Regions from separate parts of the Mus musculus genome. Here regions 1, 2, 3, 4, 6 and 7 are each linked to region 5. A link is a loop called in an ENCODE intact Hi-C map of the cell type or tissue named here. Cell type or tissue: gastrocnemius. All regions are shown on one strand. Each heading gives the region's core, and the rest is flanking DNA. Links, peaks and the distances in the headings are about the cores only. Region 1 overlaps Hpcal1 (hippocalcin-like 1). Region 2 overlaps Hpcal1 (hippocalcin-like 1). Region 3 has its middle 2.7 kb from the start of Gm36862. Region 4 holds the start of Mir3066 (microRNA 3066). Region 5 holds the start of Hpcal1 (hippocalcin-like 1). Region 6 overlaps Hpcal1 (hippocalcin-like 1). Region 7 has its middle 19 kb from the start of Gm40312.

Region 1 (4,329 bases), core at 85-4,084, 56 kb before region 5:
ATAAATTTCATCCTTTCTAGGTGTACAATCCATTTAGTTTTGACAAATGTACCCAGCTCTGTAACTACCCAAAACAATTTTAGCAGGAGAAAGAAATCTTTTAAATTTATGCTAATATGTGGTTTAGCAAATATGAATATTTATCACCTAGCAATTACTCTCCCGACTTATTAATTGCTGGATTTCTAGTTGACTCTCGTGTGTGTGTGTGTGTGTGTGTGTGTGTGTGTGTGTGTGTGTGTGTTTATAAGATATAAAACAAGGCAGACAAGAAGGCAGCTGTTTTGGTGCCCTTGTGCTCAGTAGCTTTGTTTACAGTGAGTGTGGCTTGCTGTTTTGACTCAGTGGGAAGGGGTGAACCTGTGAACCTGTCCAGTCCTACGAAGAAAGTAAAGTCTGGAGATTGGATAGCTGTCCAAGGTCACACAGCTGCTAAGAGGAAAATGCGGGGCTGACATCCAGGTCTGATTGCCACTTCCGTATTTGAATCTGTCCCAACAGCCACACCACAAAAAAAAAAAAAAAAAAAAAAAAAAAGGCAATTTGTGTACCAAAAAAAAAAGTACAATTTGTGTCCTTCCCTAACCGCTTTGCCTTGAGTGTCTCAAAGGGCATGAGACAGGAATGAATGCTGGACTCATGCTCTCTGCCTTCCTCACACACACAGACAACTGCCCCTCCTCAGCTCTGGCCTCTGATCAAAGCCCGCAAGTACCCTCAAATCTATCTCAGCCTCCCAAGGGAGTGTAGGCGTGGAGACAGGACAGATTGTAGCCTACACCTCCTGCTTAGTGAATTCTCTGGAGGGATACAATGTTACTAGATGAAAAGGCAGGCTTTAAGCAAAAGAAAAGGATAAGGTCACGGGTCTCCGGGAGTAAGCACCCACACTAGAGAGCCCTTGGACAGGGCAGAGCCCAGCTCCTGCTGGGACAATGAGGATCCCCCTTCCCTCCCTCCTCCCCTCCCTCCTTTCCTCCTTCCCTCCCTCCCCCCTCCTCCTCCTCTACTTTCCAGCATTCTTTGCTCATCATAAACAGCTCATTGGGAGGGAGGGCTTAGCACCCCTCCATCCTAGAACTCTGACAGTCCTTCCATGGCCTGTGGAACCATTCACACATGATTGCTGCTGTTCCCCTCTCCACACTTCCATCCTCCCTACAGCAGCATGGTCCATGGTCCAGCTCCGGGTAGTGAAGTTCCAGAAATCCACATCTCACAGAACTTCAGCTCTCCTCGAGTGGGGGTGGGGGAGGCTTGCAGATTGCACACCAATAATCAAGAAGATTCCAGATTTCTGGAGGGGGATGACCACAGGAAGGAAGTGGTCGGGCACAGATTCCATGCCGTCGAGTCCAGATGTCTGCCCCACTCCTCTCTCCTAATCCCTCCCTGGACCTCACACCTGCTCCTTCACAAGAAACCACCTCAGCTGTCCCGCTCACTCCCACTTCACTCTGTGCAACTGTGACATTTAGTATTTGTCTTGTTCTGAATCTAAACTCAGGACATCAGTGTCTGCAAATGGGAGGCCACTTACTGCCTCCATCTAGGCAGACAAACTGTCTCATCCCCAAGAAAAAGGGTGTCTCCCATAACCCACCAGCCTTCTCGAGAAGGCTGGCCATAGTGACCTCTCTGGTGTGCAAGCCAATTCTGTGAGGAAATCACCAGGGGGTGAGGCAAACGAGTGGCTGGGTCAGGAGGTAGCCTTCAGTGACTTTTTTGTCCTATATTTTTGCCAACTTTCTGATCTGTTTTACATAATTCTTCTAATTAAAGTAAGTGTTTTGTGCAGCCCTTTGTCCCTGGAGCTCTGGCATTCTGCCCCACTGACCTGAGGACTCAGCTTGACTGGGGGGAGGAGCAGAGGATTTGGAAGAAGCCCAGTAACATTTGGAGCCCAGCAGGCCAGCGGAAGACAAGTGGTTGCCCTGAGGAACTGGGCAGGCCCAGCCAGGTCGCTCTGAGCTCCTGGGAGTGGGTGGGGACTAAGGACTTGGCTACATTTTAGATTTTCCTAGAGCCCTAGTAGGAAAACAGACCACTGTACTGGACAGAGAGGCACACACCTGCACTCCCAACGCTGATTGGGCAGAACAGGGGAGGGGGGACACAAGAGTTAAAGTGGCTTTGGCTTTCGAGACCTGTTTTTTTTGTTGTTGTTGTTTTGGTTTGGTTTTGGTTTTTGGTTTTTGGTTTTCCTAGACAGGGTTTCTCTGTAGCCCTGGTGAGACCTGGTTTTAAAACATTGAAACAACTAACAACCAGAGCTGGTAGCCAACATCCATCACAATGTGGACCTGCAGCCACCCCAGGAAGGAAGTGAGTCTGGAGTCAAAACTCCCAAGGACCCTGGGGTTCAAATATTGGATTCCGGCTGAGAACTTTAGAGACAATTTGGAAAGGCTTTTAGTGACCTAGCTTTTTAATGGCCTAGGCTTCCTCTGGCATGAGCATGGCATGGGTCCCCATAGGTGGCATGGGTAGGCTTGGCTAGAACCCCTGAGGAGGCCTGTATCACAAAGCATAGGACCATGGTGAGATGAAGTTGCTTCTTGGGGCTGGTAGTGAGAACTGAGGGCCCCCAGGGGCCCAGAGAACAAAGGCTCCTGTGTCCTCGGCTTCAAATACTGAAACATTAAAAACCCACTCCTGGGGACTCGGGTGTCTGATGTCATCTTCACCGAGAGCCACTCAGCGCACAATCTCCAGTTTCTAGGAACATTTCTGTCACTCGTCACTTTCCATCACTTTAAATTTTAATTTTTCTATTATGGAGTCAGATGATAATGATGACAGCAACACCCCCCCCCCAACCAGCCTCATGCTTTATTCATGGAGGGAAGGCACGGGTGTCAGAAGCAGAGAGCCTGCTGGGGCCTGAGACTTGTGTCACACCTTCCTCAATATCGTGCCTCAGTTTCCCCAGTAGCTCCTCATCCCTGTCCAGGGATCTGGCTCTGCTCGCTGCATGCCTAGAATCAGTTTTCCACCCCACCACCCCATCCTCTTTCCAGGCACCTACAACGAACTTCTGATTATTCCATCGGTTCTGGGGCTTGCTGCTCTCATCTGTCACTGACTATGTCCCTTAGAGCCTCTTGATGCTGCACCTGTGTCAGAGCAGACCAGCTGGGGAGAGCTTGCAGCGGCCTGGGGAAGGAGGCTCCCCAGCACCGGATTGCTTCCTCTTAGGGTCGCTAGTGTGATAAGAGCCAGGAAAAAGCAGGGAGCCAAGGCTTTGACCAGTGGCTCTGGATCCACCTGTAGTTCAGTCCTTAGGTGGGGAATGGGAGCTGTCTTTGTGTCTTCTATAAACGGACACTACCTGAAGCACCTGGGATGGCAACCCAGATGCTCAGGAGTGAGGGAGCCCTACTGATATCCAGGCAGATGGGAAGGAAGACTACCAGGTGCAGGTGTCCCGAGCAGCATGTGACACTTATTACTGAGCCCTGCCTTCATGACAGCACTTGCCCCCCTGGATCAGCACTTGCTCGATCATCTACCTCCCACCTGGGAGCCTCTGAGTGCTCAAACCTCACCCAGTGTTAAGCCCACCACCCTGGATACAATATCGAGACGGGATATGTGCCGAGTGCCTGGAGGGATGCATAGAGTGTGTGGTGAGCACACGCTGCTGGCCCTGCTACACTCTAGTAGAGTCTTTGATCAAGTTCTCTCCATGTCAGCGCTACACAGTCAAAGCACTACACAGCTTCCCTCCTGTGCTTCAGCCCACAGGGAGCAGATGGTCTTGATTTCTCTCATCATTGGAAGACTGAGCAGATTATAAAGCAAAACTACAACTGGACCAGTTGGTGAGAGACTGCTATACCCTCACTCTATGGCCAACAGTGACAACAAGGTTCCTAGGAGTGACTATGAGCCAAGGAAACACCTGTGTGCATTCTTTCATCTTTGAAGATGATGTCTTCTGGAAGAGGCAGGTGGACTTGCCTCTTCCAGAACCACCATATAACCACCTTCTGAATGGTGATAAAAGATCCCAGAGCCAGCCCAGCAGCAGAGAAACCTCAGGCCCACAAGGACCTGTGCAAGGCCTGTTTCCTTACCACTGCCATCCAGGGGAGAGCCTGCCCGAGGACGCACTGGGCTGGTTCTCATTCTCTGTTCAGGGGAGCCCTCCAGGAGATAGGAGGAGGAGACTGTGAAGAGAAAGCATCCATGTGCATTGGATTAAACAAAAGTCCCAGGGAAGGCTGCTCAGGTCAAAGCTTGCAGTGTTGCGCAGCCCCAGAGAGAACATGGAAGTCCCACACCCTGCCACTGATCCTTTAATGCAGACTTAGTTTCATGGAAACT
Region 2 (4,329 bases), core at 174-4,173, 76 kb before region 5:
GAAGACAATGGCCTCTTTCTGGGTATCTCCTTCAGACTCACTGACAACCTGGACAGAATGTCTATGGAATGTGGGGGAGTGAAGAAAAAGGCAGCAGGAGATATCCTCTCCCTCCAGGAGATGAGGGCCAGAAAGGAACTCCACCAACAGGAAGTCCTGAGGACACCCTGTGCCATGAAATTCCCTCTATGAATGCTGTAGGAGCTTGGGTGTCTGGAGCTGGGGGGAGGGGGGAAGGGGGGAGGGGAAACCCAGCCACTCCCAGGTCTGCTGGGAACTGCTGGTCTAAGTCTCTAGGGAACTAGCTGCATTTACCAGAACCAGGGACAGAAGTACCACTTGACATTTGCCTCTGCATCTTGCAGACCTCTTGAGGGAGCAGCCATTTGGATTAGAAAGAACCATGACACATGCACAATCTCTGAAACAATGGTGGTGATGCTGGCCTCATGGTTAAGTAGGCCTGGCTCATCCTTGTACTTACAGGGTTCTTCTTACCTCTCAGCCTCAGTTTCCTGACCTGTCCTCTGAGATCACTGAAGAGACTGAACCCACAGTCTCTGCAAATGCCACCCCTTCCATCCACAGTCCTAATGCTCTGTAGGCCTATTGGCCTCACGGTGACTTACCTACGGCCAAATGGAGGCCAAAGCAGAGCAGGATCAGAACTGCTGGGGGATGATGCACAGGCTCGATAAGCTGCTAGACCATTCCCCTGGGAAAGAAGACCACAGGTCACGTGGGGCACTGGCATCTGGGTGAGCTCACAACATCCCTTCACTTGCCCCAAGAAAAACTGAGTGTGTGTGCACATTAGTGTGGGAATATGCACGTTAGTGCAGGTGCCCGTGGAGGCCTGAAGAGGGCACCTGATCCCCCAGAGATGGAGTTACCGGTGACTGTGAGCCTCTCAACATGGGAGGAACTGAACTAGGGTCCGCTTAAAGAACAGTAAGAACTCTTAAGCACGGAGCCACCCTGCCAGTGCCCATATGTATTTTTTATTAAACCCTTTTCCTGGTTTCCCCTTCGAAAATCACCAATCACTTCCCCCCCTTCCTATGCTCCCCAACCCACACACTCCTGCTTCCTGGCCCAAGCATTCCCCTATACTAGGGCATAGCACCATCACAGGACCAAGGGCCTCTCCTCCCATTGATGACTGACTAGGCCATCCTCTGCTACATATGCAGCTGGAGCCATGGGATTCTTTTTTGTTGGTGGTTTAGTCCCAGGGAGCTCTGGGGGTACTGGTTGGTTCATATTGTTGATCTACCTATAGGGCTGCAAACCCCTTCAGCTCCTTAGGTCCCATATGTATTTTTAACAGACTTTATTTCAGGGCAGTTTTAGATTCATAGAGAACTGAGAGAGAGAGAGAGAGAGAGAGAGAGAGAGAGAGAGAGTACAGGGAGGGCAAAGAAACATTCCCTGGGCCCATCTGGTCAACACCCTCCACCAGAATGGGGCATCTGTAGCATGGACAATCATTGCCCTCACTCTGTCTACAGCCTACACAGCATTCATGCTTTGAGCTGCATGTTCTGGGTTCACAGATCCATGTCCTCTACAATGTATACAGACCAGCTTCACTGACCTCGGATACCCCGTGCTCCACCTTGTCCATATTTTCTCAAAGTGTCTCAAAGCCCCCAGATTTAATAGGTTCCAGGAGTTCTGATTTGACACTCATGGGGTCAAAGTGCAGGCAGATGGTGGAACCTGTGGAAGGTCATCAGACACACAACCTGGTGGTTGCAGCAGAAATCACCAGGCAAGTAGGTATACAATGTCAGCTAGTGATTTCTTCATTCTGCCTTCCCCACAACCTTGGCCAAGGGCCATGCTCCAAGGGGCTCACTGAGGGAGAAGAGACTCTGGGACATGCCATGTCACTCTTGGCAAATTCAAAAGCTCAGGCCCTGCTTTCTGCTTTTCATTCTTGTTAACCAAATTGATCACAGGGTGTACACATGACATGATTTCATGCAGTCAGGAAGAAAAGTGAAATCATGATACTTGCACAGAAACAGAAGGAACTGGAAATCATTGTCAAGCAAAATGAACCAGACTCAAAAAGGGAGGTGTGTGTGGATGTATGTATATGATGTGTGTGCATGTGTATGTGTGGTGTATGTGTGTGTATATGTGTGTGAATGTAAGTATGTAGTGTGTGTAGGTATGTAGGTGTGGTATATATGTGTGAATGTATGTATGTGGTGTGTGTGTGTGTGTGTGTGTGTGTGTATGTAGTGTATGTGTGGTGCATATATGTGTATGTGTGTATGTATGTTTATGGTATGTGTGTGGTGTATGTGGTGTGTGTGTTGAAACTAGAAAGGGGAGTCTGAGAGGAAAGGATTCTATGGGAGGAAGAGGTAACAGGATACACATGACATGAAAGCTGAAGGGACAAAACAAGAGAGGAAGGGAACCTACTGGAGTGGGCAGGAGGCCTATGGAGGGGGCAGGAGAACAAATGAGAACAATGGACAACAGCACTAAGTAAGATGGCTCCCTTGAAGAACACTTTAACCTATACAGAGCTTACAAATGTGGGCTGGAGAGAGGGCTCAGTGGTGAGGAGTGTGCACTGCTCTTGCAGAGGGTCCAAGTTCTCTTGGGTTCAGTGAAAAAATTACCAAGGATTCAGTAAACAAGCATGCCACCCTCTTTTACGGGTGTGAATATGCACTCAGGCCTAGGTATGGAGTGGGGCGGGTGTCTACCATCCCTGAGATGAGCAGGTAAGCACCAGCCTGCCAGCGTTCGTTCCTGAGACACTGTGCTATTGGTGCCTGTGGCACTAATCCTTGCTGTCAACTTGATTGGATCTGGACCACACTTTTGGGTGGGTGAGTCTGTAAGGGTTATTTCCTGGAAGATTAACTGAAGGAGTAAGACCCTCCCTGAGGGTGAGCAATGGAGATACAGGGCAGCTTATGCCTGCCTGCCTTCCCTCACTGCCAGTAAGTGCATGTAGGCAAATGTTCCCTCCAGCCCTAACCTATCCAAGCCCAGGCTCAAGAGCAGTAGCTGTCTAGGAACCCTCCACATCTTCAACACCACCCTGAGACGTCTAAGGTATGCACCTCATGTACTGAACATACAGGGTTCTCAGCCTCTTCAGTGTTAGACTACACTGCCTTATTGTGTAAGCCAGAGTAATAAATCCCTTTTGTAACATATATTCATTCTATCAGTTCTGTTCCTCTGGAGCAGTGGTTCTCCAGAGCCTGTGGCTTGTGACCCCTTTGGGGGCTGAACAACCCTTTCAGGGAATCGCCTAAGAGCATCAGAAAACACAGATTTTACATTAAATTCATAACAGAAGCAAATGTACAGTTATTAAGTAGCAACAAAAATAATTTTATGGTGGAGGAGCTGTCTTAAAGGGCTGCAGCACTTGGAAACTTGAGAACTAGTGCTCTAGACAGAGCCTTGTCTCAACCAGCTGGAGGTGGCTTAGCTGTCTAGCTACAAAACCCAATGTCAGCCTTCTGGGAACAGCTCTAAGGACCACCAGGGGACCACTCATCAATCCCAGCTCAGTACAGGGGACCACACCCAATCCAAGAAAGCACTTAGTATCAGCCATCCCCTGTCCCCCTAGAGAGGTTCCCAAGTTTAAAGGGGACATGCTGGGTCTGGGGAGAGCCATGGTTAAGTTCTTGTTTCAAGCTTGCCCAGCAGCTAAGTGACCTTTGACACACATTGGGCACACCGTGTGACCTCAGCCACATGGAACAGGAAGGATAGAAAAAAGAGAAGGCTATGGAGCAGTGGGAAAGGAATGGCTCCTTTGCTGAGAGTCCAGATGAAGCCTCTGCCCTGCTGGGAACCAAGAATTCCAGGGTGATGAACACCTGCTGCAGAGGGTGCCGACACAGAGAAGACTATTTCTTTTATAGGGATGTTTCCCGTAAGAACGCTAACAGCAGTGAACCATGAGGAAGGCCGGAGCACAGGTGACCCTGAGCATGCTCTGGCTCCTCTCTGGATGGTTTCTGAAAAATCTTACAAACAAGATTACTAATTTACTAACTCTCAGGCATGGTGGCAAGCACCTTTAATCCCTGCACGCTGGAGGCAGAGGCAGGCAGATTTCTGTGAATTCGAAGCCAGCCAGAGAAACCCTGTCTTGAAAGATTACTAACTCACAAGAGCAACCTAAGTGTCCCCGAGTCACCTGATCAGACTGTAATTCTACCTGATGCACTTCAGGATCCCCTTAAAGATGTAACTTCAGGGCCACCAAAATCATACAGAGGACTCCTCAAAGCTATGGGAGTGAACTCTCCTACAGGGTGTGCGTTGTTCTTCCCTGAG
Region 3 (4,329 bases), core at 96-4,095, 140 kb after region 5:
ATTTCTTCTTACAGTTTATAATCCATCATGTAGAGGATTGAGAAGAGGAACCTGAGGCCTGAGCACCTAAGGAAATCTGCTTACTGGCTTATGCCTCGTGTTTTTCTCACCTTGCAGGACCACCTTTGCTGGAGTGGTACCACACACATTGGGTTGGGGCCTCCTGTATCAAACATTAATCTAGAAAATGCCACACAGACATGCCCAGTAGCCAATCTGATGAAGGCATTTTCTGTTGAGGTTCCCTCTGCCTGATGACCACAGCTTGTGTCAGGGGGGCAGAAAACTAACCAGCACAATGAATGTGACGGATGACAAAGTGAATGGAGGATGGGAGAGATGAGTAGGAGTGTTAATCTGTTGATTCCCTAACTGGTTGTGTGGCATAGAATCAGTACAGGTGAAGCCTAGAGAACCCTCGGATCATCAGCTCTGTAATTCAGAGACCCAGAGCCAACAGTGATTCCAGTACAAACAAGCCTGAAGGCAAGTGAAGGCTAGTGTTCATCTCAAGATAAGGGGCAAATTCTACACACACACCCCCCCCCCACACACACACACCATGTGCACCATTGTAGTGATTTGTCTTATTCCAGTATTCAGGAACCTGAGGCAGGAGAATTGTTAGAAGTTTGAGGCCCAGGCTGGCCATATAAGTACCAGGCCTGCCAGGGCTACTGTGTACTTACTGAGTTACTCCATGCATAAAATCAACCTGGAGCCAGGTGGTGGCAGTGGTGGCACACACCTTTAATCCCAGCACTCAGGAGGCCAAGGCAGGCAGATCTCTGAGTGCGAGGCTAGCCTGGTCTACAGAGTGAGCTACACAGAAAACAAAACAAAACAAAACGACACCCTTTCAACAACAAGCAATCTAAAGAAAAAATTAAGAAGGCAAACACAGGTTACAGCTCCTTCTGTACAGATTAAGACATGGATCTGAGGGTCCTCGCAGACCCTGCCCTGTCAGGAACGCATTAAATCTATGTGGTTCCTCAGTCTACTTGTGCCTAGGAGAAAGGGGAGGGGAGTGCCCCCAAAGATGGTGGCTGCATTCCAAGAAACACAGCTCACAATCGAGGAAAGGACCCCAGAATGAGCACTCTCACCTATACAGCAGAGGCTCCTGACAGGCTCGCTCTCCTTCTGGAAGCAGACTCTTGTGAAGGGGGGTGGGGGGAAGAGGAGGAGGGGAGGAGGAGGAGAGGAAGAGGAGAAGGAAAGGGAGATGAGAGGGAGGCGGAGCCTCCTAAGAGCCTCTTGGTCCTGCTCTCTTGCCTCTGGAATCCCAGAACCTCTGCTGTCCTATGCAGGCACCTGGGGAAGGATACAGTTCTAGTGGTTGCATGGTGTCCTTTATGATATAGATTGACCTGTAGTTTACCTTTCCAAGCAAGGCTTCTTGTGCCCTGACTCAAAAGCACCGGACTACAAACAAGATCTCCAGTTTTCTGTGAGACTCAGGTGCAAGTTTGATGGGCTGTGAACGAGTCACATGACTCAGGCCAGGCCTCTGTCCTCCGTGGGAGCTGTTTGTCCAGAAAGCTGGGTTCTGAACAGCCCAGTGTGATGCCCTGGGTACCACAAGGTTCTGGCTTCTGCAGGGATGTGGATGAAAGGAGAGGGTCAGGTACTGGGGATGGGAGTGGACGGTTGGTGTGGGCTGGACCATGCAGAGGAGAGCCTAAGTGGGCTCTGCTTCTGGCTCAGAGCCAATTAGCAGAGACAGCTATGCGGAGACACACAATTGCTAGACCCTATTCTTAGGGCACATGGGACAGGTAGGCCAGATCTGCATGTACAAATATAATGTGGGCACAGGAGTAGGCCTGGGATACTTCAGGAAGCCATGGCTACAGGCTTTACCCACTGAAGGGACAGGCAGAGAGAGAGCGAAACAGAGGCTGAAGACGACCCACTGGAGATCCCTGGAAGTCCTACTGAGACAGGGATGAGGGTTGGGGGAATCTGGAGAGGGACCAAGTCTGCTTGGAGTCTTCTTTCAGAGTGGAGCTTGGCCCCTAGCCAACGAGCCACACCTTAAACACTAGATGCTGCTGCCCCCTGGTGGCCGTGACCAGCACCGTCCGAGGCTGCGCAGCTAAGAAGTTGAGTCTTGAGAGCCTGGCTTTCTGTCTCCGGTGCCCGTTGCCCGTTGACTCATAAGGATGCTGAGGCCCACAGAAGCCAGGGCCAGGATCCTGGTGCTTAAGACTCAGAAGCCCCGTCAAGCTGCCGAGTTAAATGAGATAAACCACAAATAATGTTTCTTAATAGGTTCCAAGTAATATCTTAAAACTTACTTGCCAAATGTGGCCTCTCTGCCTATAAATCAAAGAGCTGAACATGCACAGCTGCCAAGGCAGGTTGGAAACAGGAGGGAACAGGCCACATCACAGGCAGCCCCGGCTTTAGCATCCCAGCTACCTAGTAGAGGCACACTCCTGCCCAGATACTCAGCCCAGCTTCCTAGGCCTTCTCCCAACGGGTTGTCAAGCATGGCGGCCTAGCGGGTTTCACCTAAGAAACACTTTAGGTCAGCTGAACAGTGGTGGTGGACACCTTTAACGCCAGCACTAGGGAGGTAGGGGCAGGTGGATCTGAATTTGAGGTCAGCCTGGCCTACATAAAACCCTTCTCTCACAACCAGCAGCAATGTTTTAGGTGTGTGGCTAGGGATATCCTAGCTATTCATTTTTCTGTAGCTGTGACAGAACACTGGCCAAAAGCAACCTGAGAGAGGAAAGGTTTGCCTGTCTTGTCACTGATGGGTTATTCCCGCCTCCTCCCCCCCCCCCCCCGTGAAATGTGCCAATTCAGACCAGAGTCGATTATATTAAAGGCAGGTTTATTGGAAGCCACTCTCAGAGGGGGAAGAGAAGGGGAGAGATAGAGAGAGGGGGGAGGAGGGAGAGGGAGAGGGAGAACACACAAAATATCTGGATTATAGAAGAGCCTCTCTTGGGAAAGGGCAGCCCAGCCCCTGGGCTGCAAAGTTCAGGGTTGGGGGCAGTGTATGCCAGGTAGGAACCTGGAGGTCAGGTCTGCTTTGATATGTAAAATGTGTGCCTCCACTTAATACTGGGCTTTGCAATCCCCACCTAGGGGCAAGTCCTAGAGGTACTCTGACTCACTCCCACTGTAGATAAGGCATCGAGAGGTACTCTGTGCCTAGCAAGGATAGGGCCATCTCAGCTGGGTCTGTCCGGCTCCAGGCTCTCAATCCAGGGCTGTTCCAGGGCAAGTGCTCTGGGCTGCCCCTGCCTGCTGCTGTTTGGGCAGGGAATGAACCAGAGAAGGACAAAGTTTCAGGGGCTAGTGAGATGGTCCAGTGAGAAAAGTGCTTGCCTTGTAAGCATGAGGTCTCAAGTTTGATCTCAGCACACACATACAAACCAGGTGGCAGGAGACTGTAAGGGGGTGGCCTCTGGAGGAGACAGAGGATCTCTAGCTTGGTGGCCACTAGTGTGTTGGAGGTAGATCACTGGGGCTTGTGGGCTGCCAGCCTAGCTCCAGGTTCAACTTCTTTCAAGGGACTTCAAATGACACAAGACATCTGATAAGTCTCCTCTGGCACTGCCCACCCCTCTCCTGATATATCACATATACATAAACTGGAGGTATTCAAGGAAGAGATCAGAGATCAGTCTCTGGCTTCCACACAAGTACGTAGAAGCACCCATACAAGCATACACATATATACATATGCCAAAAAAATACTGTCGCTGGGTGCAATGTTAACACTCATGAGACTGAGGCAGCTGGAGGATGATAAACTCAAGGTCAGAGCTGGATCCTGCTGACTTTCTTTAGAACTTAGTTTTTGAGAGCTAAGTCAAAGCAGCCTCCCTGGCCTGTCTGAGCATGCCTGTCTTCCAGAACTCAACTCCTTTCATGGCAAGAAACGCACAGGCTTTAGTCTGCTAGGCAACCACTCCATCAGGGCTGAGGAACTCTGCCTTTGCCAGTCAGACAGATGAAAAAGAATGGTTTCTTCAGGTCAAAAACTTTTGTTTAAAAAAAAACCAAAAATCTATTTGGAGGCTGGAGAGATGGCTCAGTGGTTAAGTGTACTGGCTGCTCTTGTGGGGGACCCATGTTCTGGAACTCCCCCCCCCCCAATCTGATGTCCTCTCTGGGCTCCTCAGGCAAAACCCACATGGTACATACACACATGTAGACACACATCAATTTGAGGGCAGCATGATCTACAAAACAAATTCTAGGCCAGCATATTGGGGCCCTACTTCAAAATAGCAAAAACTGAGTTGTACTTTCCTGTGAATTCCATGCTGGCTTCTAGCCATTTCAGTTTGAGCCTTTAGATTG
Region 4 (4,329 bases), core at 133-4,132, 330 kb after region 5:
CACGAGCCTCTGGCTCCATCTCCTGGGCAAAATTCGTGCAGCAGTAGAACTGGAGTACTCACGCGGCGTCCGTCTGGAGAGGATTCAGGTACCGCCCTTGTTCTAAGTTTAATCTATAAACTTCAGAGCTGCAAGGGACAAAGGATCTGGTGAACTATAAGCATTTCGGGTGAGTAAGTATAAACTTCAGAAGCTCATGACAGCTCTCACTCACAGGCATACACTATGCTCATCTTGGTGGTTAAGATCTGAGATTCTTACAGGAACCCAAGTTCAGTTCTCAGCACCTCTCAGACCGCTCACAACCATCTGCAACCCCAGCTCCAAGGGATCTCCTTACACAGTCCAGCAGTGGTGTCACTGGCCTGCACTGCCATGCTGAGGATCGTAACTCAGGTCCTCATGCTTGCAGACAAAGAACTTGAGCATTGAGCCACATCCCCAGCCCTCTAAGTAGGTTTTAACCCAACTCTACAACTACATATGCCATTAGTGACAAAATGGTCCACAGAGAAATTAATCATTGATACTGAATAAGACAAAAAAATTATAATTCCACCTACTAGAAACTACATATCGGGCTGGAGAGATGGCTCAGCAGTTAAGAGCACTGACTGCTCTTCCAGAGATCCTGAGTTCAATTCCCAGCAACCACATGGTGGCTCACAACCATCTGCAATGGGACCAGATGCCCTCATATATGAGTATAGTGTACTCATATAAAATAAACAAATAATTCTTTAAAAAAAAACTACATATCAACACATAGGCTATTATATATATGTATATATATATGTATATGTATATATATATAGTGTTAATCTCTTTTTCTAAGATTGATTCCCTTTCACAGTAATGACACATCACTTTCTCTATTAAGGACACTTAAGTAGATAAAGTCTACAGGCAATCTAAAAAGAGAAGCCAGCTACCTGTGTGAGAGGTGGAAAGGAGAAAGCAAAAATAATCTGATCAGTACCTTGCACCTACAAAGTACAAGTCACAGGATGGATAGTGGTAAGAGAAGTCTCGGCCGAACTTGGGAATTCTGGTTTTGTAGTAAAAGCCTGATTGTGAGTGAAATTCAATATATCTGTCATTATGTAAGAAGACAATCTGAAAAGGAAAAAAAAAAAAAATCAAGGTTTGTTTGCTTAACTTTCGTCATCACTAAAACAACCCGAGCAAGAAGAACTCTCATCTCTCCCCCTGCTCACTCTGTACAAATATAAACATGTGTGTGCACATGTGCACATTTGACAGAGGTGTGCATGGAAAGCTAACATAGTATTTAAATGCATATCTAGCAATACTAGAAAAAGTAAGTTATAAAAATCACCATACCAAAATCCTAGATAAACAGCTGCGACAGCTAACAAGACAATCTGTGCCTCATAGTTGGAGGAACTGAAGCCAGAAGGGAAGCCACGTTAGCTACCAAGTTCAACTTTGTTTCAGGATGCATGTGACATTAAAATGTTTGTTGAAATCCTTTTAACTGGTGAATACTTAAGGGTTCCATGTACTTCCCATCATTTCCATTTGAAATTGAGAAAGGGCTACCATAAGAATCGAAAACTACTGAAGATGACCACGAAAAGTTAAAGATGGACCGGTGGTATTAGGAAAAGAAGTCTATTCAGTTGTGCTCAGACCTGCACCACAGCACACTACACCCTCTTGATGAGTTACAAGAACTGAACAAACTGTTGGCTTCCTTATCTTGTATAAATAAGGAGACGAAGGCAAACATGCCTAGGCTAACATCAGTAATCAGAACCACAGATCGCGACCATAAGGTACCTAACAAAGGGTGACTGCTACCAATCCCTTAGAATAAAGGTGAGGCCTGGAGACACTGACAACCAACTTGACGTTAGGGTGAGCAAAAGTTCACTCCCAGTGTTTTGTTTTTCTTTTTTTAAAGATACTGTACATCATACATGTACTTGGCCGAAAAATGACAGAAAATGATATATTACCTATTATTACACAGTGATTTTTTTTTTTTATCGCTGGGAATTATCTTAAAAATATTTACTACAAAAATAAGTCCCAGAGCCAGAGACACAGTTCAGCAGTTAAGAGCACTTGCTGTTCTTTCAGAGAACCTGGGATCAGATCAGCAGCTCACAATCCCCTGAGGATCTGATGCCCCCTCTGGCTTCCAAGGGCAACTGCACATGCACGGCGTTCACTGTCAAAGACACACACGTGCATATAAATAAAAATAAAAAGTAAATATGCTATAAAACATACCTTTGAATAGTCATCTGATAAAATCTCAAAGGTGACAACTGAAAAATAGGAAAAAAAAAAAACCACAATTATCAACCAGTGTTTAAACAAAACCACAAACTTCAGGTGAGGATTCTAATTGTTTTTGTTTTAAATGTATTCACCATTGCTCTCTTCAGATACACCAGAAGAGGGCATCAGACAGATGGTTTTGCGCACCCATGTGGTTACTGGGAATTGAACTCAGGACCACTGGAAGAGCAATCAGTGCTCTTAACCACCGAGACATCTCCCCAGCCCTCTTAACTGGTTTAACTGGTGAATAATTATATATAATTGCTGTGTTTGTCCTACCTCTCCATGCAACAAGAAGAACATCCCCACTAATACTAAATGGAAAGTTATTACTTACATCTAGATTTTTTTTTAACAGAACTAAAGTAAATTTAGGATGATCCTAAACATTTTTGCCATAATTTTGCTGAGATGTTCTTAGTAGTTTTAAGATTTTGAAATATAATCTAAACAGCAGCCTTTAAAATGGGACCCCAGGCTGGGTGTTCCTGTGGTGGTGCAGGACTTTACTCCTAGCACTTGGGAGAGAAAGAAAGACCTCTGCGAGTCTAAGGCCAGTCTGGTCTAGATAATGAGTTCTGAACCTGCCATGACTGCAAAGAGAAATCCTGTCTCAAACAAACAAACAAACAAAAAAAAAAAAAAAGAAAGAAAGAAAGAAGGCAACAGTAACTCTTCGCCTATACCAAGTTTACCTCTACACAAAAACATTGTAAAAGATGTGTTATTAATAGCATACAAAGTTTCTATGTTCTCTAGCAGCAAGGGTGAGACTAGGAAGGTATGCTGGTTATTCTACACAGCGCTGTATCCCATTTACTTCTCTCCCATTGTTCCTAAAACACTGGTTAACTGATAATAACTGACCCTTGCCATTTTACCTTGCTGTCTGTATTAGACAGAATTCTCAAAATGCCCCCTGTGACCTTCACAGGGCACCAGGCCCCTGCTGAGAGTAGATGCTCCCTGAGGTTCCATTATACAATATGACCAAGGGAAGATTTGTTTAATCACATGAACCTCTTAAAAGAAGAAGTCTCTCGGGGAGGGAGATAGGACTCGGTGGTTAAAAGCATTTGTTCCAGAACACCCAGGTTCGAGCAAGTCCCAGCACCCACATGCACCACATCTGTAACTCCAGTCTATGTGGATCAGATGCCCTCTTCTGGCCTACTATGGTATCAGGCACATGCATAGTGCACAGATATGCAGGCAAAATACCCATACACATAAGATTTTTTTAAAAAATGCTGGCAGCCTTATAAAGCAAATGGAGTCCAGCTGAGACCCAGCAAGAAGGGAGACACTACCTTCCAGACCCATAGTCCCATAGCCATACCTTTGTGAGGCTGGAAGCCTACTCTAGACCAGCCTTAAAGGTAAGAGCCCACCTGGCAGATCCCCTGAGAGAAGCCCTGTGCGCAGCCCAGAGCATGGCCAGTGCAGGTTGCGGTCTATTAAGTGCAGCATCATATTAAACTACTTAATCTACAGCAACCAAAACATACCACACTACTCACTCCCATTTTAAAGAGCAGTACAATAGACAATTATGAAAAGCTATTTATGAACTCAGGGTTGGCCTCTTACCTTCAGAATCCAAGCACCTTTCAAACTTCAGGGATAACTGATATGTGTCATAACACCGGACCCGAGGCTTATATGTTCCTATAAAAAAAATTAGCATGATGCAAAACCAAAGTTGCATAGCCACACCTTATACAACTGCTTTGTGCTCTTTCTGTCCTGAGGTAAGATAATTATCCTCAAATCAAAGAACCACAGAGAATGAAATTAAAATACCTTAGAAGAGTCACAGTAATCCAGCGAAGAAGACAGAAACAATCAAACAGCTTGACAAGACAAAAAAGGATGCTTAATATTTGTGTCAGTCAACTTCCCTGATAATGTCCAATACATGTAAGGTATGTGACAGAAATTCACCTTGAAACTGTATTTCATTTTACACCACTAGGACTACAGAAACCCAGCCACAAGCATAACAGCTACAGGAAG
Region 5 (4,329 bases), core at 68-4,067:
CGAACACCCTCTTCTGGGTGGACTTGTTAGTGGTTAGAATAGAGGGTGGCTTCCTGAATGACCAGGCCGGGAAGAAAGGTTCCTGAAACCCCAGACTGCCAGTCTACAGAGCCGGCCACTTTCTCAACGCAACTCTAATTCCAGATCGACATCCTCCAAGCACTTGTTGAACAAAAGGGCTCGCGAGTCTGTAGTCGCAGCCTTCCGGAACGCTGCCGGGGCGCAGGAGCCTTCCGGGCTAGCGCCCTACGCTGCGAGCTCCCCGCACACCCGAAGGCCGTGTCAAGCAGCCAGTAAGGTGCGGAGAGAAGGCAACGCACCCAGCCGCCTAAACTTTCTCAATCTCTCCAAGCTTTCGCTGTGAAGTTAGATCAAGGAAGGAGGCACAAACCACCGTATAGGAGGAAATGAGAGCGTCATCCTCAATAAAGGCAGAAAAAGATTTAAAGAGATGAGAATCCAATGAAGAGCACCTACTGTGCGCAAGACTCTGGGTCAAGAACTACGTGTAGTACGTTCTCACACTGTCAAGATAGCCCCTGAGGGGCCGCCCTCACTTGATACAGACGCCAACTGCGACTCAAAAAGGTGGCCCATCTCAGTCAGGCTCAGGTCTCAGGGCGGGTCACGGCGAGGCCAGGGCTGGGTTGGTCTTTCCCACTGTCCCAGAGCTGAACACAGCCAAGCGGGTCCCCATCCCTCATCAAAGCTCACAATTATCCAAGTGAACCTTGTGGACCTGCCGCCCCCACCCCACCCCGTGAGGGGTGTCAACGCCCGCTGCCACCAGGCAGGCACTTTGCCCATCGGATTCTAGTCGTACCCTCAGGTTCCTGAGCTACGCACTGCGCGGAGCGACACCAACCGGGGGCTCAGCTTGCCCGGGCAGACCGCCCACGCCCACCCCGCCACCCCCACTCTGCGCACAGCGGCTCCCCCCTCGACCCCGCCAGCACTAGTCCCCATCCCCACCGGCAACTGTGCCCTGACACACAATTCCACAAACGTAGTCTGAAAAGTGCACATCCCATCGAGCGCAACGATCCCCACGAGGACACGCCATTCTAGAGCCACGCCACCGTCCGCGGTCAGCTGCAAGCCCACTACGCAGAGAAACAGGCACCATCAGTACCGGCGCACACACACCCGTTCACTCACAGCCGGGTCGCAGCGAGCGGGTCACACACGCTCCCTCCATGCAACCCCGCAGTCCCGCAGTTTCCCCTTTCCTACCGGCTCTGGAGCTGGACGCGGTCCGCTGGCTTCTCGAGCCCAAGTTCTGCGGTGGCCGAGGCTGGGGAGGTGACCGAGAGAGCGGGCGTTTGCGCTCCCGCAGCCGCCGCGCCTGCTCTGCGACCTTCGCCGCTCGGAGAGACAAAAGGATCCGCCGGCCCAGGAGAGAGCGAGGTGTGGGCGACGGCCGCTCTGCAGGTCCACCACCCGCAGCCGCCGCCAGCCCGGGAAGGAAGGGAAGAGAAGGCGGGACCCGGAGGCGGAGGCCGGGGCGGGGCGCATCGCAAGGGCGGGCACTCAAGTTTCCAACGGACCCGCCTCCTGCTTCGACCACGCCCCCAGTCTTAGCCCCGCCTCAGCCGCAGCCTGGTCACGCCCCCGCCCTTTGCCACACCCGCTGCTGGACCCTCGGTGCGCCCACTCTGGTCCATATAGCTCCCTGATCACTCGCAGATTCTCAGCGCAGCAGAGGATACGATGGGTGTTAAGGCCACTGGGACTCGGGACGGGGAGACTCTGGGGGGGTGGAAGGGGAAGGAGAGCAGGGGAGGGGCCGAGCACTGGCCCCACCTCCCTAACCCTTGGCCTCTGGCCTGCGGGTGGGGAGAGGCCGAGAGGCGGTGCCCAAAAGGGCCGGCCTTACGCCAGCACCCACCCACCCCGCCCCCGCCCCCGCCCCCGCCGTACTTGGAAGGAAGTACAGTCCCAATGGCCAGGGAAGTGGAAAAGAGGCTTGAGTTGCCCTAGGCTCCCCAGGACCATCTGGGATGCCTGCAAGGATCTCCTCCCTCTCCACATCAGTCCCGTGTGCATCTGTCACCCACTTTCCTGCGCGTGGTTTAAGAGAAGAGCTTGGCCTGGAGGTGGAAGACCTACGTTCCAGCTGTAATTACTTCTGCTAACTCATCCAGCCATCTTGCCAAGAAAACCCTTGGATTCCCTCAGCCTCGGTTTCCTCACCAATAAACTGGACAACGAGGAGATCCAGAATCCTTCTTGGGGTCTTTGCCTCCCTGACATTCAGTGTGGTTTCAGTTTCCTGGTGAGGAGGCGGGGGCTTGGTTGACATCTCCCATAATAGGGACATCTGGCCTTGTGGGTCCCAGTGGTGCTTCCTTCAGACTCCCAGCATACTCTGGCAGATCGCACCTGCCATGCCCACCCACTGCAAATATCCCAGAAGACAGGTAACCACAGAAACAGCTTATATGAGGAGCTGGGCGAGCCTGTTGTGCAGAGATGAAACTGTCTCTCTGGCGTCTCTAGGGAAAAACTCAAATCCCTCCTTCAAATCCTCCTCCACAAAAACATGTGAGTGAACTCCTACTATTCAGGAGGCTGCCAGGGGTACCTGTAGTAGAGCAGCTCGGAGGTGGAGCTCTGGGGCCTTCTCCACTCCTCCCTGCCTCTGGTGCAGAAAGGCAAAACTAAACCCAGAGGGCTCAAGGGAATGACAGCTGTGAGAGTTAACAGCGCACCACCTGACTGATTTCGAGGGCTAACCTTTGGGTCTCTCTGGCCATGATCGCTTCCTTCTCAGTAAAGACCCCACGGGAGGTCAGTCTGCCCCTTTCTGTAGCACAGCACCACACAGGTATCTAGGGTTACAGGTAGGAGGTTCCCAGAAAGTGGATGGCTGAGGCAGAAGCCTTCAGATATCCTGTTAGCTAGGGCGGGTTGCTTTGTTCTGTGGTCTCCTATTTGTTCTCATTCAACACAAAAGAGGGAGGCCTCACTCAGACACCCAGAAACCCTCTGGCTTCTATCTAGTGACCTCAGCAGAACCTAAGGTCTTTGCAGGTCACTACTGGCTCTCAGCATTCATTTAAACAACAACAACAACAAACAAACAAAACTAAGATAGCAGAAATGGTACCTCAGGAAGGTCTTTTAGGAGCTGGGCCTGGAAGTAGTCTGAGTCATCTCTGCCCACATTCTTGGTCCAGAATTAGTCATATGAACCTACTTGGTTGTAAGGGGCTCAGGGAGTTATGGCTTTATTGGATGCCTGAACACACACACACACATACACACACACACACACACACACACACGTGCGCGCACACACACATACACACAGGGTAAGCACATAAATATAAATTTAAATTAAGTAATAGCTTACTTATTAGTACTTTAAGAAACCTGAGGGTAGCTGGGTGTAGTAGCACACACTTTTAATCCCAGCACTGATCTACATAGTGAGTTCCAGGTCAGCCAAGGCTACATAGTGAGACCCTGTCTTGAAAAAAGAAAGAGAAAGAGAGAAGGGGTGGGGGCAGGGGGAATTCAGTCTACATCATACCTGGGAGACTTTCAAATCAACATGGTTCCTGGCCATAGTCCCTTGCTATTGACTCTGCAGCCTCTTTATTTTCTATCATGTTTTATTTGCAGTTCCAGAGTAGGCTGCCAGGATTGTAATGGGTGAGGCTCCATCCTGGTGATGCTGTCTACCCTTCCCTTGAACACAGAAGCTGGCAGAGAAAATAGCCAGAGAACTTCCTATCAGCACCAAGAGTGACACCCAAGGAGGTGCCCAAGAAGGGAAGACTTTGGGGGTGATTGTGTTCTGCCAGCTAGCAAAGTTACTAGATCCCCCTCACACGCTTAGATGGCTCAGGTCTAAGGAGATCACCAATCTTCGATCACAGAGTCCTTTTGTGGTTTTTTTGTTGTTGTTGTCAGTTTGGGTTTTTTTTGTTTTGTTTTGTTTTGTTTTGTTTTGCCCTGAGACATACTATGTACGTGACTTCTCTTGAAATACGTATGTGGCTCGTGGCTCATGCAGGCACTGTGATTCAGAGGCAGAACCTTGCAAGCTCCAAGAGATCAAACTAGACTGGCCTAGAGCAGCTGGCTGCTGTGGACTGGACTGGGTATATGTCCCTGCATCGGACATTAGAGTACTGGCCCCTAGTGTTACAAATTTGGAGACAAAAATTTTAGAACCTATACACACAAAAAAAGCTGGTTAGATGTAGCTCTGTGACTGGTGGGCCCAGTGGCTCTGGATCTGTGACAAGTAGCTTATCACGATAGGAGCTGAGATGCAACAAACTGCCTATTAAGGAAAGTGAAGGGGAGGCCAGGGTCCCA
Region 6 (4,329 bases), core at 235-4,234, 83 kb before region 5:
TCAGAGTCCTGCCCCTGTTTTTGAGTCAGGGCCTCTCTCTGAACCTAGAGAGTACTATTCACCATTTTGTCTAGACTAGACGGCCAGAATGACCCTAGAATTGGCTCCTGTTGTCTCTATCCCACAGTGCCAGGGTCACAGCAAACAAGGACATATGTGGCGCTTTACACAGGTGCTGGGGATCTGAACCCAGGTCCTTATGCTTACACACAGGGAGCACTCCACCTCTCAGACTGCGGCTTCCTGCATTTCTGCATTTAATACTTTGCCACCATGAACCCGCACAGTGCCCCAAAACAAGGCAGGGTACACACACTGTTTATAACTGTGAATCGGGGCTGCATGACATTTCAAAGACTCAGCATGAGGCCCAAGAGACTCTTCCTATCCTGAAGGCTCAAACACTTTGTGACCTCCAGGGTTAGGGACTCAGGAAGGAATGTGAGGGATGTGGGTGAATTAGTCTTCTAGAAAGCTCCATTCTGGCACAATAGTGACAGTAGAATAGGCACTCAGGAATGTGTCACACCAGGGGTATTCACTTGCCGGATGCTGATGTCCCTCCTTTTGGACAGCAATCTAGCTATGGGGTCCCAAGTAAGGCTTTTTGTTCCCTCCCATGAGGTCATTATCATCAAAGATGCTCATCACCAGACCAGACCTTTTACAGGCCCCTGCTTCTGTATGGGACCAGCAGGACATCTGGGCAGCCAGTTCCCAGCGGTGGATGGGGGAAAGCAAAAAGCAATGTGTGGGTGTGTGCCAGGGCCAGAGCTAAGGAGAACTCACTGCCCTGCAGCACACAACAGCTGCCCAATGAGGAAGTGATAGTATCCCCACAGGGACAGAGGTCAGCCAGCTAACATGGAGCACAACCAAGACGACCAACCCAAGCAGACTAGGAACTGGCAATGGGGATAGCTGGAAAGACATGAAAGACAGGGCAGATCCAGGCCCTCACGTTCCTCACCTAATGTCCAGCTTTATAGAAACCTTAGGGAATTAGCAAGTCAAAATATCAGGATACAATCGATGCTTGACTATACAGTAGAAGCTCAAGGCTGAGCCAGAGGGACAGACACCTGTGTTATACACTCTTCTTCCTGTGGGCTGAGTCCACACCTGTGGTTTTGAGACAGGGTCTCATGTATCCCAGGCTGGACACTGAACTCATTATGTAAAGGACGATGACCTTGAACTCCTGATCCTCCTGCCTCGATTTCCCAAGGGCTGGGGTTAGAGCCATGCACCACCACATGCATTTGTGGTGCACTTAGGGACAGACTTTAGACTTCGGTGAATCTTAGGCAAGCATTCTACCAACAGTCGTAGCCAACTCCAGCCTATCCTCCCTCCTCTCCCTCCCCCTCCCGTTTTCATGTGACACAGTCTTTTTTTTTTTTTGAAACAAGCTTTCTCTGTGTAGCCCTGGTTGTCCTGAAACTTGCTCTGTAGACAGGCTGACCTGGAACTCACACAGATCCATCTACCTCTGCCTCCTGAGTACTGGGATTAAAGGAGTGCCCCACCACCATCTGGCTATGATAGAGTCTTTCTATACAACCCAGGCCAGCCTTGAACTTAACACACTCCTCAGTCTGCTGAAATTACTGGAAGACAGTATGCTGTAAGTGTTCTTTTGAAGGATATGTAAGAAATTACTGCAAGCAGGTTAGGTTTAGAGGCCTCCAATTTGTTCCCCCAGTCCCTCTACAGATGGACGTCTTGTGCAGTCACTTGTAGTGGGATGGATTCAGCCTGGGCTTCTCTGCCTTGCTGCTCAGCACCCAGGCTCAGGTTGGCACGTTGGCCACCGGCTGGATGCAGCAGGTTCTTTGGGGTTCCTGAGCCAGCTATGGAATGACTCACACATGGGCTCCTCCTGATTGGCTGGGACTATGTTCTGATGCTGCAGGCCAAGAAGCCAGCAATGGCCTTTCCCCAGTGGATAGGGGAAATGGCACGGGGCCTCTAGGACTGGCTCTGCATGGTCAATGACTCAGGCTGCCCTGGCCAGTGGCCAGCACCCAACACTCCTGGGAGGGTCCAGCAGTAACCCAGGGGTGCTGAGCCAGGCCTCGCAAAGAGCAGGGTAGAATATCTCTCATTGCTCCTGACTGAGCCTATGTGTGTCCCTCTCTAAAAGGAACTGCAGTTTACTGTGTCAGGCTGCAATGGGACATGCAGATTTGGTGGTCCCTGGGTCAATCCCTGCCTACAGCCTTCCCTTCTAGTCATATGTTCTTGCTACCTTGATTTCTCTGAGTCCTGTCTCCTTAGCTGTAAACCAAGAGCAAAGGTCCCTGTGTGTGGAGTTTACAGCCTATTTCTATGAAAGGAAGGGAAACAGAAGCTATGAGGAGACAGAGAAACTGAACCACCAGGCAAATGCTCGGTGGGGACATTGGAGGACTTTTACTGTGAAAGACCACAGGCTTCCTCAATGAGCTCCATCTGAGTACAGCACCCTGTGAGGAGGGAAGCCACCGACCTGAAAAGCTTCTCTTGCAGGTCATACCTACTGCAGTGGCATTAAAAACTGTGTCCTGTGCTGGCAGAGAGCCTGGGGTCACTGTGGTCTGGAAGCATCCCTGGGTAGGGCCAGTGACATCCTAACTCCTGTACTTCAAAGAGGAAAAGAGGGGAGGGAAGGAAGGATGTAGCCAGGCAGACATCAGGGCAGGGACCGCAGAGGCTCCTGTTGCTGAGGGGCAGGTCTAGTACAGGGGCCCAAGCACCAAGGGCTTGCTAGACACAGGGGTGGGGTTTCAGGAGGAGGAAGGCCCCTTCTCTCATGGCAGCAGGTATCCTGGGAAGTCCATGCCTACTGCTTAGGAATAGGAGTGTGAGGGATAGGGACCCTCAGGCAGTGACTCACACATCATGTTATATGTGTTACATTGCTTAGAGACACACACCCCAAGTCCCCTCCCCTAACACCGTGATGTGTTACCTCACTGACTACTCAGAGGCTCCCATCCCTCCTGGCCTCAGTGATAGCCCAGGAGGAAGAGCTGTTAGAAGGAGGACTCCTCAGAGCACCACACAGGACTCCGGAAGATATCCCCCCTGGGAACTCGCTATTCTTACACACAGGAATATGAGTCCTTTGCTCATTCATTCATCCAGCCACCTTTACCAAGTATGCATGGACTTGGCCTGAAGATGTGCTGAGCGAATGACCCTAACCCTGGGCAGATGGAGAAGATGCTGACTGGTGGACAGGGAAGATGGATGCTCAGAGGAAGCCTCAGTGTGCTCAGAGGCGAGTCACTATGAAACAGAGAGAGCAGACATGTGTTACCTGGGGTACATCTACCTGGGGGCGGGAGTGGCAGTTCATAGGGTCAGACTCAGGGGCCCCTCACAGCTGCTAAGTTTCAAGAGCTCATAGGCTCAGATTTTAGGGGAGACCACTGTCAGCAAGCCTGTTTCTGCTACCCAACTCTGGGTCTGTTACCTCTCCAGGCACACTAAGGGGGACGATGAAGGACTCACAACCCACACTACTACTCAACAATAACAGAACAGTGTAGACTGGAGCTGAACAACACGGAGCAGTCTGGGATGGTAAGGAAGAGTAAGAGAGGAATGGAGAAACGGATGATGTAGGGTGTGGGGAGGAGGGAAGGCTAGGGAAAGAAAGAGGAAATAAATACCATCAAACCCAAGGAATTCAGATTCATTTCTTGAAGGTTGGTTCAAGTTGGGTGAAAACCAGAATAAAAACCTGAAGCAACAGATGTAAAGGCCTGGGATCTATACCCACTTGTAATGACAGATTCAAACACTTGCACAAGCCCAGATATCCTGAACATTGCCAGCCTCAGGATGGTCTGGGAGGGCACTTCTTGAAGCACATACTTTCTCGAAAGGCTTTTGATCAGTGCAGCCCTGAGCAGATAGACCCCAGCTCTAAGATGCGACTCCTCCACAGAGCAGTCTGCTAGGGTACATGAGAGGGCTCTTTCCCCTCAGAGACATTAATGTTCTTTTCCCACCCTCCTGGCTGGTAGGTCCACTGCTCCCAGTCGACAGCAGAAAGCTACATTTTGCCCAGGTCCCTGACTGAATGATGTCCCCAGTGAATGGGAGCAATAGAATTCATGTGCCCCCAGTGAATGAGCTTCGGCCACATTCTAATAATATGCCTTGGGCAGAAGTCAACCAAGAGAACTGTCACCTTAAATATTAGATGAGGTAGCTATGTATTGACACAGGGATCTGTCCTCAGGGCAAGAGACCCCTGTGAATTTGGGGGCTACAAGTATAGCTTCTGTACCCACTCCACAAATTAGGTTGTTTTGTTTTGTTTTGTTTTTTCTTCTT
Region 7 (4,329 bases), core at 98-4,097, 110 kb before region 5:
TGGTGGCCAACCAACATCAAAAGCTGACCATTCCATAGAGAAGAAAGTTCTCCAAAATCTCTTTCTGACATCCATAGACAGATTGTGAGCTCTAGTCTTAAGTTCAGTCCAATGCTCAAGAGTCACTCCAAGGGGAGTGCTAATAGTCTGTCCCATCGTCAGAGTCATATACAGGGAAACAAACAATATATACACACAAAAAAGATTACAATAACTGAGACCAGGACCCAATCAGATGGCCGAGTGAGCACCCTCTCACTTGGCACCCAGTAACAGGAACAGATGGCCGAGTGAGCACACTCTCACTTGACACCCCGATGGGAAATCTCCAGGCGTCCCTGGAGCTCCCTCAGACCTCCTGGGACTTCTCCCAGGGTGGCAGCCGGTTACTCCTGACACGTCTATCAGTAACCCTCCCCTCCGTCCCAGACAGGGAGTTCGTTGCTTTCACGAGTACGGACGACGGCAAACAGAAAATACCGAATTCAAACACAACCATCAGACAAAGACATAGACAAAGACATAGACAAAGATATAGACAAAGATAGGATCCTACCTCCAAGCAGGGTCTCTGAGAACTGGGGTAGGTCACAAATCCCTGCAGACAAGCCCCCACATGTAAAACCCCTGAAGCTGGGCCTCCACTTAAGTCCCGGGATGAGCTGGCCAACACCCCAATGTCTCAAGAGAAAACCACAACTGATGCAAACTGCAAGAGGGTTTATTATCAGCTGAGGATGAAGTCCCTCTGCCATGCAGGGCAGGTGACAGTGGGGGCTTTTAACAGCTAGCTAAGGAATTGGGAGGAGGTGGGAGGAGAGTTGGGAAGAGTTGGGAGAATTTGGGAGGAGAGTTGGCTACAGCTCCTTTCTGGCGGGGGGTGGGGGGGAGTGAGCTGCAGCCTCCTTTCTGGCGTCTATCCATGTCCTTGTAGGTCTTCCTACAATTATTGCATCTCTGGCTTCCAGGTAGAAACACTCTAAGTCGGGGTCTCACAGTACCAGAATTCTGAAGAAATAAGTACTTTCCAAGGCCAATTTTAAAAATCAAACAAGCAAATCACCCTTTCTAAAATACAAAAATAGGGCAAGTATAAAAAAATGAAAGAACAACCCTGTTCATTGTCTTTTATGTATGTGGGATGCCAAAAGAATCTATTGCCTAGATTTAAGGTGGATCTGACCATCTCAAAAGATCAAGATTAAGAAATGGTTTCTCACTTCAAAAGGTATAATTAAGACATATCCCCCACAGTAAGCAGGGTTAGGCTATTTTAGAGGGTTATGGTCAGTATTAGGGTTCTTAGATTTAGGGTACACACATGCCCACAGTTGAAATAATAAAATAAATCTTAAAAATCCACTGAGTGAAGTAGAACAGGTAAGTTTGGCTAGAACCTCCAGGAGGGCTCAGGAGTCCATCTTGCTTCCAACCTTCTTCCATCCTCTCACCCCGACCCCCAGCCTTGACATTCCCACTCTGGGCTTTCTGCTACCACTGTCTCCAACACTGTCTAGCTACAAGGTTTGGTATAGGGCAAGGTGTGGATTGGGGTTAGCTTCACCCACAGCCACAGAAGTGCAAAAGCCACATTCTGCAAGGCTCACCAAGACTTTGTCCCTTTTGGGTGGTGCTTCCTCCCCTGCTTGAATGGCCCTGGCTTCCTGACAGGAAGTTCATCTTTAGATTTGAAAATAGACTGTGGGACTATCTGGGGACACTGTGACCTTAGGGGCTGTGTTGGTAGTGTCCCTATCCGCTGGACTTCTCCTCTGATGCATGGTCCTCTCTGATGCATAGTGGCATCTATGTATCTATGTAACTACCCATCATCTATGTATGTATGTATGTATGTATGTATGTATGTATGTATGTATGTATTATCTATCTATCTATCTATCTATCTATCTATCTATCTATCTATCTATAACCTATGTATCTATGTAACTATCATCTAAGTATCAACCTATCAATTATGTATCTATCTCTAGAAACAAGTTGGTCAACAGGTGGCGCTGTGGAGCCAGTACCTGTACCAGGTTAGAAAGCTCAGAGGACAGTGTGAGGCAAAATAGGGACTAGGAAGTAGCAGGTGTGGGATGGATCCATTTAGACCCATTCTGCTTAGATGTGTACTCCCAAACAGATATAGCACCAAATATATGTGCACAAGTTTGTACACACACATGTCATATCTAGTAGTAAGATGGATGTACACACATGCATACCTATATTCCTATAAGTGCGTGTATACATGTGTACATGCATGGCAGTATAAACACATGTATGTGGGTGCAGAAAAATTAGTATAGTCCTAAAGTACTGTATGAATATATGTATTAAAGTGTACTGGCTAGTTTTATGTCAACTTGTCACATGCTAGAGTCATCAGAGGACAGAGCCTCAATTAAAAACATACCCCTAAAAGATTGGACTGTAGGGCAACGGTAGGGTAATTTCTAAATTAGTGATTATGGGAGATGCCCAGTCTATAATGTGTAATCTCATCCCTAGGCAGGTTTGGTGGCACACACTTGGAATCCCAGTACTGAGGAAGCAGAGACAGGAATCCTTGGGGTTTTCTAGCCAGCCAGCCTAGCCTACTTGGCAAGTTCTGGGCACTGCAGTGGCTTCTAAAACAAAGCAGATGGAACCTGAAGACTGACACTCAAGTTGAGGTCTGTTTTTCACAAGTGTGTTTACACTAGTGCACTCCTGACATGTGTACTCCATCCCCACATACAATATTAAAGAAAGAAAAAACCCTAGCGCCAGCAGGTTCATACGTGTGATCCCAGAACTCAGAGGGTGAAAATAGGAGGAGTGTGAGTTCAAGGCCAGCCTTGGCTATACATCAAGACTGCCTCAAAAGCTGTCTCTAGAGGCTGGAAATTGCGCTGTAGTAAGCACAACCTTTGGCCCCAGCACTCAGGAAGCAGAGGCAGTCACAGCAGCCTCCCCCAGGCTCAGATACTGTGGGCCATTTGAAACCCCAAGCACTGTTCATCTTCTTCCCCCTGTCCCCTTGAACTAGGCAGTGACAGAGCACAGTGGGGAGACAGAACTCAGCAATTCACATGGAGAGAGGAGCCAGCATGGCCCTGGCATGGGAGAACCACCACCTCTTCCTCTTTTCCCTCTTCCTCCTCCTCCTCCTCCTCCTCCTCCTCTTTTTCCTCCTCCTCCCTCCTCGTCCTCCTCTCTCCTCTTCTTCTTCTCCTTCCCTTTCCTCCCTCATCCTCCTCCCTCATCTTTCTCCCCCCTCTTCCTTTTGTTATTTTTTAAGATTTATTTATTATATGTAAGTACACTGTAGCTGTTTTCAGACACACCAGAGGAGGGCATCTGATCTCATTACGGATGGTTGTGAGCCACCATGCAGTTGCTGGGAATTGAACTCAGGACCTCTGGAACAGCCACCAGTGCTCTTAACGGCCAAGTCCTAATTAGTACTTTCTATGACAATTGTCAGGTTTTGTTTTTGAGACAGCGTCTCACTATGAATCCCTGGCTGGTCTCAAACTCAGTATGTAGCTAGGAATGGCCTTGGACTCCTGATGCGATCGATTGTCAGGTCCCCTTAGTGCTGGGATTGGAAATGCAGGTGGAGGCCAGAGGACAACTTATGGGAGTCAGTTCTTCCCTTTCACCATGTGGATCTGGGAGATCAGACTTGGTCTCTCCTTTGGATTTTTGAGATGGGGTCTTGCTATAGAGCCTAGGTGGTCCTAGAACTCATGACTTCCCTGACTCAGCCGCCACATTTCCGTGCTCCTATTTCCACCACTCACTGTACTCTCAAATCCTGGGTATCTTTGGGTTCCCCATTTAAGAAGACTCCCTGGGCTGGAGAGATGGCTCAGTGGTTAAGAGCACTGACTGTTCTTCTGAAGGTCTTGAGTTCAAGTCCCAGCCAACCTCATGGTGGCTCACAACCAACTGTAATGAGATGTGATGCACTCTTCTGGGGTGTCTGAAGACAGCTACAGTGTACTTACATATAAAAAATAAATCAATCTTGAAAGAGAGAGAGAGAGAGAGAGAGAGAGAGAGAGAGAGACTGTGCAGACACATCCATCCATTCTCTTACTCTCCATTATTTGAATATGTGAACCTGAACTTGCTGGGTGACATTAGCCAAGGCACATGCCCTGTTTGGCCCTGAGGGACCGTTTCTGTCCAAAATCTAAAACACCTTCTAGCCAACAGCACCTTTCTCCTTGAGGTGAGGTGGGAGCAAAGACAATGTCTGGCCAATCTCAGAGTCTCCAGTGCTCACCAGGACAGGTGCTCAGTGGGTGCTTCCTGAACATCTTCAGACTGCTCTCT

Evidence for each region. Peaks named below come from ENCODE experiments on the same cell type or tissue, not always from the same donor. Only the 100,000 strongest peaks of a DNase experiment are listed, where the experiment ranks them.
Region 1: it touches region 5 in a loop (2.5-fold over the local background); 12 of 42 quality-filtered maps call a loop at or near these places.
Region 2: a loop joins it to region 5, with 2.6 times the contacts of the local background. A loop is called at or near these places in 9 of 42 quality-filtered maps.
Region 3: it touches region 5 in a loop (3-fold over the local background); 10 of 42 quality-filtered maps call a loop at or near these places.
Region 4: it touches region 5 in a loop (2.7-fold over the local background); 5 of 42 quality-filtered maps call a loop at or near these places.
Region 6: it touches region 5 in a loop (2.7-fold over the local background); 9 of 42 quality-filtered maps call a loop at or near these places.
Region 7: it touches region 5 in a loop (2.8-fold over the local background); 7 of 42 quality-filtered maps call a loop at or near these places.

Annotation. Positions count from the first base shown.
Region 1 is chr12:17,744,463-17,748,791 of GRCm38, reverse strand. The region is part of intron 1 of Hpcal1 (hippocalcin-like 1); the gene reads right to left. Among named protein-coding and RNA genes, the nearest start is that of Gm51995, 9.4 kb to the right of the region's middle. In gastrocnemius, for the core only: no CTCF peak of the experiment used is centred there; DNase peaks (open chromatin) are centred at 1,303 and 1,859; H3K27ac peaks cover 2,503 bases.
Region 2 is chr12:17,763,600-17,767,928 of GRCm38, reverse strand. It overlaps Hpcal1 (hippocalcin-like 1), which reads right to left. Exons shown (of 5, transcript NM_001361645.1): 2 at 630-715. Among named protein-coding and RNA genes, the nearest start is that of Gm51995, 28 kb to the right of the region's middle. In gastrocnemius, for the core only: no CTCF peak of the experiment used is centred there; a DNase peak (open chromatin) is centred at 1,847; H3K27ac peaks cover 731 bases.
Region 3 is chr12:17,552,041-17,556,369 of GRCm38, reverse strand. No RefSeq gene overlaps it. Among named protein-coding and RNA genes, the nearest start is that of Gm36862, 2.7 kb to the left of the region's middle. In gastrocnemius, for the core only: a CTCF peak has its summit at 2,067 (motif pointing left); DNase peaks (open chromatin) are centred at 1,714 and 2,048.
Region 4 is chr12:17,354,889-17,359,217 of GRCm38, reverse strand. Nol10 (nucleolar protein 10) reads right to left here. Exons shown (of 21, transcript NM_001008421.1): 4 at 3,904-3,981; 5 at 2,260-2,297; 6 at 980-1,116; 7 at 63-128. It overlaps Mir3066 (microRNA 3066), which reads right to left and starts at 3,826; the gene lies at 3,744-3,826. In gastrocnemius, for the core only: a CTCF peak has its summit at 2,166; no DNase peak of the experiment used is centred there.
Region 5 is chr12:17,687,951-17,692,279 of GRCm38, reverse strand. Hpcal1 (hippocalcin-like 1) reads right to left here and starts at 1,471. Exons shown (of 5, transcript NM_001361645.1): 1 at 1,234-1,471. In gastrocnemius, for the core only: no CTCF peak of the experiment used is centred there; DNase peaks (open chromatin) are centred at 140, 828, 1,538 and 2,288; H3K4me3 peaks cover 2,310 bases; H3K27ac peaks cover 2,408 bases.
Region 6 is chr12:17,771,489-17,775,817 of GRCm38, reverse strand. The region is part of intron 2 of Hpcal1 (hippocalcin-like 1); the gene reads right to left. Among named protein-coding and RNA genes, the nearest start is that of Gm51995, 36 kb to the right of the region's middle. In gastrocnemius, for the core only: no CTCF peak of the experiment used is centred there; a DNase peak (open chromatin) is centred at 1,932; H3K27ac peaks cover 619 bases.
Region 7 is chr12:17,793,789-17,798,117 of GRCm38, reverse strand. No RefSeq gene overlaps it. Among named protein-coding and RNA genes, the nearest start is that of Gm40312, 19 kb to the left of the region's middle. In gastrocnemius, for the core only: a CTCF peak has its summit at 2,015 (motif pointing right); a DNase peak (open chromatin) is centred at 2,017.